2 separate regions of the Homo sapiens genome follow, and region 2 is linked to region 1. A link is a contact called in ENCODE Hi-C or POLR2A ChIA-PET data. All regions are on one chromosome and are shown on one strand. The core of a region is the stretch at or near the end of the contact, and the rest is flanking DNA. Distances in the headings are between cores, read along the strand shown. Region 1 has its middle 39 kb from the start of NKILA. Region 2 overlaps LOC105372693 (a long non-coding RNA gene).

The links. A loop is a pair of places that touch in the nucleus more often than their neighbours do. ChIA-PET counts read pairs that join two places held with the same protein, here RNA polymerase II (POLR2A). Pooled maps may share reads with other maps.
Region 2: a pooled map shows a loop between it and region 1 (2.2-fold over the local background). The contact joins two enhancer-like sites. A Hi-C loop is called at or near these places in 1 of 168 maps with a recorded cell type or tissue (Calu3) and 2 of 50 pooled maps. POLR2A ChIA-PET finds 5 or more read pairs at or near these places in 1 of 52 experiments (WTC11).

The regions. Positions count from the first base shown.
Region 1 is chr20:57,746,661-57,751,537 of GRCh38, forward strand. No RefSeq gene overlaps it. Among named protein-coding and RNA genes, the nearest start is that of NKILA, 39 kb to the left of the region's middle. RefSeq lists enhancers at 1,013-1,872, 1,873-2,730. Within about 2 kb of position 2,136, at least 25 of the 41 ENCODE cell types and tissues checked have a DNase peak (open chromatin) inside an H3K27ac peak, as active enhancers do.
Region 2 is chr20:57,988,965-57,993,841 of GRCh38, forward strand. It overlaps LOC105372693 (a long non-coding RNA gene), which reads right to left. Exons shown (of 6, transcript XR_007067678.1): 3 at 339-434. Among named protein-coding and RNA genes, the nearest start is that of LINC01742, 13 kb to the right of the region's middle. Within about 2 kb of position 2,452, at least 6 of the 41 ENCODE cell types and tissues checked have a DNase peak (open chromatin) inside an H3K27ac peak, as active enhancers do.

The DNA of each region.
Region 1 (4,877 bases), core at 886-3,385:
CTCTTCATATTTATAGCCCCTAGAACTGTCCCTGGTATGCAGTAGGCACTTAATAATCATTAAATAACTGAATGAATGAATGTACGAATAAATGAATACCTATGTGAAAGGAGCCATTCTGCTGTCTTGTCCTTTGGGAAGGGCAGAGATTTGAAGCTGGGTGGGGACTTGGGGGCTCCTCCTACCTTTGCCTGATGGGCTCATGATCTGCTGGGCGAGACCACTCAGGCCAACTCTTAAAGCCCAGAGCCCCTCGGGATCTGCTCTAGTTCTACCAAGGGGTTTCACCCTCCCTGGTACTGGGCTCTGGGTGGACCAGAAGGTCTGTGTACTCCCAGAGGGGCCAGCAGAGTGGCCTGTGAATGACCTCTCCCCCACCCCCACCCCAGCCAGGACTGTTTACTCCTAATACATTAGATTTCCAGATGGGAATCATTTGGGCAATCGTGCACTTTTATATCCTTGAAAGGAAAAGAGAAAATGGCAATGCTTCCCTTTCTGCCCTTCCCCTCAAGGTCTGCCAGGATGACATCAGACCCCCAACCTCACCAGGGGGCTTCCTCACCAGGGGTTGGCGGGGACCAGAGGGGCAGAGCTTTGAGGGAGGCCGGAGAGAGGGCCTGCCCCTTCCCCTGCTTCCCAAAAAGGAAATCATGAACTTGGAAATGTTGGAAGCATGTCCTCTGTTAACCTTCTGCACACCTCAGTCGTCTGCACTTCACCGTCATACTTTCTGCCATGTCTGGCTGCCACTCATACTATTTCTTCGCTTTTTTCTTTAAGATAAGTTAACAAAGTTTTTATATAGCATTAAAAATGTTTTCATTATGGAAAATTTTAAATACATACAAAAGTGGCCTGAATAATATAATGTAATCTAATCTAATACAATATACTCATAATATATAATGTATGTATTATATATAACATGTCATATTAAATGTTGCAATATAAGATACAATATTTGAAATGATATGTAATATACCCATCACTTCGCTTCAAAAAGTGTCCACTCGTGGCTGATCTTGTTTCTTCCATGTCTTCACTCGCTCCTCCACTGCAGATTACTCTGAGGCATACCCCAGAAATCATGTCTTTGCATCCACAAATATTTCAGTATCTCTCTCCCTCTGAAATGTTCGACTAACTTACAAAACTTAATTTGTCTTAAAAGTGAACTCTGTATCACTACCCTAAGAGGAAATCTGGGTAACTTTCCAAAACTAGATGGAAAAATAAACACCGCGAAAGTAAAATAGTGTTACCCATGTCTACGTGAGCGTGAGCCTGCTCTCTTGGTTCAAAAAAGGAATCCAAGTGCTCAGGGAGTGTTGAGGACAAGTTGGCACCCAACTGAGACTTTCTCCTTCACAGATAATTAGGAAGGGTGAAAGACAATTGGGAGGGGAAAACTTTCTCTCTGTTTGGTTCGTTGTTACCTGATACTGAACCATAACCTCACTCCTACCGGCACGTCTGCCCGGGGTGCCGGCCACTCCTGGGTGCCACAGCTGCAAGCATAGGCACCCACGGGCAGGGCTGGCTTTCAGGGACGTGCTGCTGCTGGTGCAGGAGGCCCGCCTGGGTTCAGATCCTGGCGTAGCCCTTCCTGAGTATGTGAGCTTGGGCACACAGCAAACTCCCCGGCCTCAGTTTCCTCATCAGGGAAATGGGGGCAGGAGTAGTGGTACCACGCATGGCTGTTGTGAGGCTCACGAGATATTCCAAGTATAGAGTTTAGAACGGAGCGTGACAGAGCAAAATCTCAATGAATGGCAGCTGGTGGTGGTGTTGTTTTTATTGTTATTATTACTAGCAGCTAAGTAGACATCCCGATTTCTTCCAAAGTGTCCCCTCAACAGTGGAGCTGGAGTTACCTTTTCTCCCTGGTCTTCCTGGTGGGGGCTAAGTCTTGCCCTTTCTCCTGCCCCAGGCATTTTGGTTTCTGAATTCCTGGAACTTTGCACCGCAGCATCGGGGCTCTCATGATCCCCTGAGCCACTTAGCCTGCCAGCCTGTGAGTCACCTCTGTCTACTGGGGAAAACCAAGCGGCCCAGAAAAAAAAATTCCAGACTCCCATGGGCGTCCCCAGCTGCCTGCTGCCGGGATGAGCAGCGCCACCGCCACCCCCATCCCTGCCAGACAGCTGGGCAGGCTGCCAGGTCCGCGGCTCACACCCAGGATGGCAGCAGACAGCTCCACTGGGCTGGGCTCTGCGTGTGTGTGCGTGTGTGTGTGCGCGCGCGTGTGTGTGCACGCGTGCGCCGCGTTCTTTCCCCTCTGCTGGCCTGGGTTGTTTCGCTCTGGGCTGCGCATTCATTTTTAGATTCCGGCCTCCTCCCTCCCCGCCATCTCCCGCTTCTATTCTTAGAAAGCAAACTGGGGTGTGCTTGGGCTTCGCAGGGAAGTCAGACAGAAGTTTGCCCACGTGCTCCGGCCGCCTGAGATATGGAGTTAATTAAAAAGGAGGCTTTGAGCGGCAGGTTCATTGGCCGGAAACGCAGCTGGCGGGGGCCAGGGCGAGCCTGGGGTGCCCGGCCCCCCTGCTCTAGGTGGACTTGGGGAGCTGAGTGGAGGCTCTGCCCAGCCCAGCTCCCAGGGCCTGAGAGGGCAAGGCTCTTGGGAGGGCCTGCCCTGCCTGGATGGGTTGGGGTGGCCGTGAGTGTTGGTTAAATATGAACTCTTCAAGCATGTTGAGCTGCTGAGAGATTTTTAATTAGATAAATAAATTGTAAAGGGTTTGGAGGAGGGTTGCCTTCAGGAAGCTGAGCTGGCTGAAATGTGCTGTCTGCGGAAGGAAGCCGACCTTCCTCAATGCCAGCCTGGCAGTGCAAGGGCAGGAAGGCAGGGAGAGAGGAGAGGAGGGAGGGAGGGGTGAAGGGAGAGAGATGGGAGGAGGAGGAGGGTCTGGGGGTACTGGAGTGTCTCAGTGTCAGAGGCGTTGGAACCAGAGCGACTCCATCTTGAGTGAGGGCTGGAAAATGAGGCCGAGACCTGCTGGGCTGCGTTCCCAGAAAGTCAGGCATTCTGAGCCTCTAGATGTTTATGGTTAAGGAACAAATTAATAATGTTTACTAAACAGACCCAGACTTGGGAGTGTCCAGATATCCTGATATCTGGAGAACAAAGGCATTCCTAATTTTACTTTAAAGATAATAATATCGATTCTTGTAAAATACAGTAATTAAGAAAACTAATCCTTTATCACAAACCCTCGTAGCAGAGCACATCTGCCCATATATACAAGCATTGTACCTAGGGTGGACGCGTTCCTCCTCTTACTTTCGGGAATGTCCTCCTCTGTCTGTGGAGTAGCTGTCCTTTCACCACTTGACTTTCTTAGTAAATTTGCTTTTACTTTGCACTGTGGACTCACCCTTTCTTGCGCAACTGCGATCCAAGAACCTTCACTTGGGGTCTGGATGGGGACCGCTTTCCTGTAACAGCAGAAGAGAGTGAGCAGCTGGAAGGAAATGTGCCTGAAGAGAGGGGGAGTGCCTGGTTGAAGGAACCAGCCTGAATGGGTTCAAAATCCTGGCTCTGAATTTTCCAGTTGTGTAACCTTGGTCACAGCACTTAACCTCTCTGTGTGCCCATTTGCTTATCTGTGAAATGGGCACGTTTATCATAATGGTGCCCCTCTTTAACTTAAGACAAAGGGCTTCAGCAGCATCTGGCACAAAGCAGGGATTATGAAGTCACCCAAATTTATGTCTGCAGCAGGGAACAGAGGAAAAACAGAGGCAAGGACCCTATGGTGTTTAGAGACAATGGTTACCCCTCTCTGTCTTAGCCCAGCAAATCCCAGCGGCATTGCACGTAGGAAGGGGAGGCAGCCCTATCAGGACTTAATCTTCTTGGAGAAGAAGCAGGTGAGACCAAGAGGGTTCCTTCTCTGGGGCTGATCCTCCATTGACTGAAAGAGATACAACATTCTCTGAGAGCTCAGAAGCCTTCTCCTCCAGGAAACATTCCCTGACAGCCAGCTCCGTGCAGTGGCTCCCTCCTCTCCCCTTACCATACATCGTACTGTAGGACAGTGTCTCTCTCTTATTTAAAGTTGTGTGTTTTCTTACTTAAGACATTTTCACAAGTATTGTGCCAACACATTCTCATTATAAAAAATTAAAAATTTCAGAAGCCTGAGGAATAAAATGAAGAGGTCTTATCCCTCATTCTACACCCTTCTCAACAGTTTGATATGTAACTACTCCTTATATGCCATTTTATTTTGTGCATACATGTGATTGTAGTATACATATTAGGTAAACCAAGTGAGCTTCAAAATAATGTCTTGATATCACTTCATGATGGTGCTTATTATAACTTATTGTTTTATTTTTAATTTTTATAAAGATTTTCCTCAAACCTATGGTATAGACATACAGTAAAAAAAAAAACTGTGCAAAAGGATAAAAAGTGAAAATGAAGTGTCTTGACAATGCTGCCATTTCTCTTCCCCAGAAGCAAGCCTGCTGCCGATTTCTCATGCATCCTCCTGGAGCTGGTCTGTGCACATACAGGCACGTGTTGTGTCTCCACCCCCCCTTTCTCTGTGCACGTTAGTAGCAGCACATACTATCTATGCTGCCCAGCTCCTAGCTTATTTTCACTTAACTCTGCATCTTGGGAGATCATTCCTCATCAATACAAAGCACAGCAGCCTACTTTTTGATGGCTCCCTAGTATTCCTTTGTACAGTTGGGCCATAAGTTATTTAACAGCCTAGTGCTGGGTGTGGGGATTTCCAAGCACATCACCACATCCTTTGACATTCCTCCCCTGGAAACTTAAGGTCTATATTCTCTCCCTTGAGTGTGGGTGGGCTTGTGACTGCTTCAGCTAACACAGCATGGTGGAACTGAGTCCATCTGGT
Region 2 (4,877 bases), core at 1,202-3,701, 240 kb after region 1:
CCCACACGTCTGAAACCAGGAGGCCAGCTCCAGGAAGGCGGGACATGTCTGGGAGGTGGTTTCAGGCATTCAAAGTGCTGTCCACAGACTACAAGCATGGGCATCGCCTGGGAGCTTGTTAGGAATGCAAAATCTCAGGCCCGGCCAGGAACCATAACCTGCATTTTAATAGGATGCCCAGGTGACCCGATGCACATTACAGTTCGAGAAGCACTGGTCTTAAGGGACACAAGAGCCACAGCCCACTGGGCTCTGGGAGAAATGGCTATCCCTTGATATATTGAATGCCTGTTTCTTTTGGTATGTCCTGGGGATTACGTGCACATGTCTAAACTCACATGGGATGGTGTTAGAATCCTGACTCCAGCTGATATTCTGTGTGGCTTCAGGCAATTGGCTTCACCTTTCTGAGCCTCTGTTTCTTTTTCTGTGGTCTGAAATCATAATAATAATAGTTATTAATGTTTGACACAAAACATTAATGCATCCAGCACAGTTCTTAGCATGCAGTAAAACTCACAGAAAATGATATGACCACCATTGTTATTTGGGGTGAACACTGCAAGGTCCTCCACCAATATCCACTTTCTTTTTCTTCTTCACTAACAGAATCTCAATTTTATTCAAGCAGTAAATTGCGTTTCACAATAGGCACCTTAGTAGATGTGCCTGTTCAACAACGTTCGCCTTCCCAGACCTCCTGGAAACCAGAAATGACCATGTGACCATGGTCACAATCCTTTGGCAGCTTTCTCTCCTCAATAGAAAAAAAAAAAAAAGATTTTAGAATGTCCTTTCTTTCCTTTCCTCCCTTCTTTCTTCTTGGACTCTGGATGTGATGTCTGGAGACAAAGCAGCCATTTTGTTCTGGTGGGGATGAAAAGCACAGTGGAAGGATGGGTAAGAGGAGAGAAAGAAGGTGGCTGGGTTTCAGTAGCACTGTGGAGCCACTATTTGGATTGCCTGTGTCTGGGCTTCATGGTATGAAGCAGGTGGGAGGATTAAAGATCAATTTCTCTGACATACAGCCCAACATAGTCCTAACTAGTAATGCCGTCATCATAACGCTGTCATCATTATGATAGCTGTTGTTCCTGACCATCTCTGGCACATACTAAGGACTCATCCTGGGTCCTTGGTAAGCATTTGCTAATTTCCGTTGAACAGTTTGAAGGAAACTTAACCTGGGAAACAGAATTGACTATCAAGCTCCTTTAAAAAATGAGAATAAAAAGAAAACATAATCCAACTATCCACCAATAAAACCTACTAAATGCATTTTGACATGCAGCTTTTCATGTTTCTTTTTACAAACACATTTAAATATACACCTACTTGTAATGATAACGTGCACTGTGTATGGTTTTATAACCTGTTAATTTTCATGTATCTGTATATTACCATATTTTTCATGCCATTAAATTTTGCTTCTACAATAAAAATAACAAATCAGGTAATGAGATGAGCCTGATCCTTCACTTGCTTCAGTTTTGCCTTCCAAGAACTGTGTCTTTGCAACACTTATTTGAGCAGACATCACCCCCACAAATGCCTGAATGAACATTTCCTGTTGAAAAACTGCATCGGGAAAGACGTCAGAGCTGCTGGCTCACGTTTTCTGGAGAGCTTCTTACAATGCCCAGAGGAAACATGGGATAGTCACTCCTTTAACGGCTACTCATTATGTTCCTCCAAATACTGCTATGAAAAATTCACACCCATTTTCACAATGAATGCACATTTTTTTACAATGATGAAAATGATGTAAGACTTTAATTCTGAAGTTCTACTCCAGGACTTCAAATGCTTCTTGTCCTGCTTTGGTCCAAGGTCCTGCGTGTGTGGGAAGCCCTGTCTTCGGAAGGCAAGTGAATCAGAAATTACTTCTGAAACTGACTCCAATACTGATAATGTGCTGATAACAGAACGAATAGCATCCTTAGTATTTCTCACTTAATAAAATAAGACAAGAAATGATTTGGAAAAGCACCTGCGCCAAGTCACAGGGGCCAGGCTGCCTGAGGGACTCCCACCCCACCCTACCCCCACTGCACCCACCAGGGCAGCCTGTCCTTGTTCCCCAGCTAATTGTTCCTATGTCAGAAGGTGGATTCAGTGCTGCTGGATTTTTTAAGAGTGATTAGAAATATACATTTTTATTTGAAATCTTCCCATTTTTAAAGGTCAGCCACTTCTTAAAACCACAAAACCACTATTAAGAGCCACAAAATAAAACCAGTCCACAGGCAGAGGCGGGCCAGTGCTTGGAGTTAGCATGCCCTCCTTGCCAGCCTGTCTTGTTAGGGAGAGGACGGAGTTTCAGAAGAGACGTTGCCAGAGGGCCATCGCATTATGGTAATAGCCTTTTTGCTTAACTTCGGTTTGTCCACACCCAGTGCTTCAGGCACAAATGAGACAAATTAAAGGCATTCAGCTGGGAGCCAGCACACATTTTTTTAGTTAAGGAGCTGAGCGAGTCATTAACCGCCTAGGGCTGGTGGAAGGCGGGGGAGGCCCCAGCAAACCCAGGAGGTGCCCAGGACCCATGACCTCATTCTGTCCCAGCCCAAGTCTTCACTGCTTCATGAGGAGTTGTGACAGCGTGGCCTTCTCCAGCCCCACATGGCAACAGCAAGGCCAGGGAGGTGGGGAGCTCGCTGTTTCTGTTCCCCACAATCCAAGCCTCCAGACCCAGGTCTGGGATGACAGAGAAAATCCCAAAGAGTAGGCTTGCCGCACTTCACTGGCGTGGAGCACTGTGACTAATGCCCACACTTAGCCTGGTGCTCACTAAGCCCTGGCTGATACCACTGGGCGCTCACACTGTTGGGTGCCAAGGCCTTCCTGAGTCATCTTGCCTTCCCTCTAATTGAACAGCCTTCAACCTATATAGGATGATCAGCTCTTCTCGGTTCACAGGGGACTTTCCTGGTTTTGGTACTGAAAAGTCCCACATCCCCAGGAGCCCTTCATTCTGGGCAAACCAGGACACTTGGTCACTCTGAGTCTATGCAAAGCCCAGGGAGTTGATTTTGAATCCAAAATTGAGAAGTCCCATCCGACTGCAGAAGGGCATAATTTTAAAAAATCAGAACGTGGGCATTCCAGCTAGGTGGGCTGGAGTAAAGAATACTCGACTGGACTTTGCTTCCAAGGGTAGAAGGGCAGTACTGACCACAGCAGGATAGTCCTAGAAGCAGCTGGCCACCCTCCACAACCTTGCTACTCAAAGTGTGGTCCCCAGGTCAGCAGTATCAGCACCATCTGTGAACCTTTTAGAAATGCAGACTCTCAGGCCCCAGCCTGGACCAACTAGATCAGAATCTGCATTTTGAGAAGATGCTTGGGTGCCACATAGCACACAGGTTGGAGAGGTACTGTCTGTGGGTGCTGCGTTCTTACAGCTTAACTTGGTGAAAGGAGAGAATGGGGCTCCAGAGAGGTGTCGGGAACCTGAGCAGGTGCAAGAAGTCTCATTTCACCTCCCTGGGTTCCTGGAGGCTAAAGCTGTTCAGCTCCCAGAAAGGCAAGGAGGTCTGTCTACCAGGATAGAAGGACACAAATGAGTGACAACAGTTCCAGGCTACATGTCCCCTGACTATAGACCTTAGAGGACAAGGGACTTTGTGCATTTTTTTTATTACCCCCTCTGCCTAGATTTTCCAGGACCTTCCAGATAAAATGTACTAAATTCTGTATTAGATTGGAATGCTTTGGGCTGCAGGTATCAGAAACCCAACTAACAGTGGCTTAAACAAATAGAAGTTTATTGTTCTCACACAACGAGCAGGGAGGGGTGGGTGCTGTGTGGCTGGGGCATGGCTTGGCCATGCCGGCAGGGACAGAGGCTCTCCCTGCCTTCCCCTCTAGAATTCTAAGCACTTCCACTTTCTGTCCTCAGGTTGGTGGCCTTATGGCCTCAGGATGACCTGCTGCAGCTTGAAGCATCATGTTGATGCTTTCAAGACAAGAAAGGAAAAGGGGAAAGCCAATGAACATGACCTTCTTTTTCAGGAGAGCAAAATATTTCTTATAAATTGACCACCTACTTCAGCTCAAGCCTTGTTTGTGGTGCCGCAATGCCATCCGGACCGAAGAGAGTCTGGGAAATAAGTCACTGACAAGAGGGACAAGCAGCTGTGAGGAGCTCAGATCAATCCTGATCCATTGCCTAGAGCCAAAGAGAGCCAAGAGGGAGCCAGCCACGGCCCGGAGACGCCTCCTGTAGGTCTTCTGGTCTTTGCATAATGGCCCTGATCATGTTGGCTGTTCATTTACATTTCTGACCCCTTCTAGGTGATGGAACACTTAAAGGCAGTGAACATGTCTTAGTTGTCTCAATACGTCCCTGGTGCTAACATACCAGGCACAGAGTATGCTCAGTGGATATTTACAGAATGAATGAATGAGGATGCCCTCAGTGCCCATTAGCCAGAGCCACTCATCCCCAAATGTCTCGAGATGGTGGCATCGGCTTTATCTCACAATTGGCTTTATCTCCATAATAACTTATCTTTTCAAACTGGAACCAGGCTTCAGATAACTGGGGCAAAGTCATAGAGAATCATCTAGCTTGAGTCTGAAGTTTCAGTTCCATGGAGCCTGGCTTAGGAGTGCGATCAGAGGTGGTCAGCAGCTGCCAGACTCACCCACTCCCATGAGGCCGACTACATAAAAAGAAGGAACAAAATAAAAGCCAGCCTCTGGAGTCAGGTGAAGCCATTTGTTCTTAAGGGGAGTCACAGGCAAGGCTGCACTGTGTGCCTTAGAATGTCGCAGCTAATCATGGTCCATGAAACATGATGGGATGGAGCAAGTCAGACGATTCCGCCTGATATGTGCCATATGACAGCCGTTAAGTCGCTCGGTCTACTGGA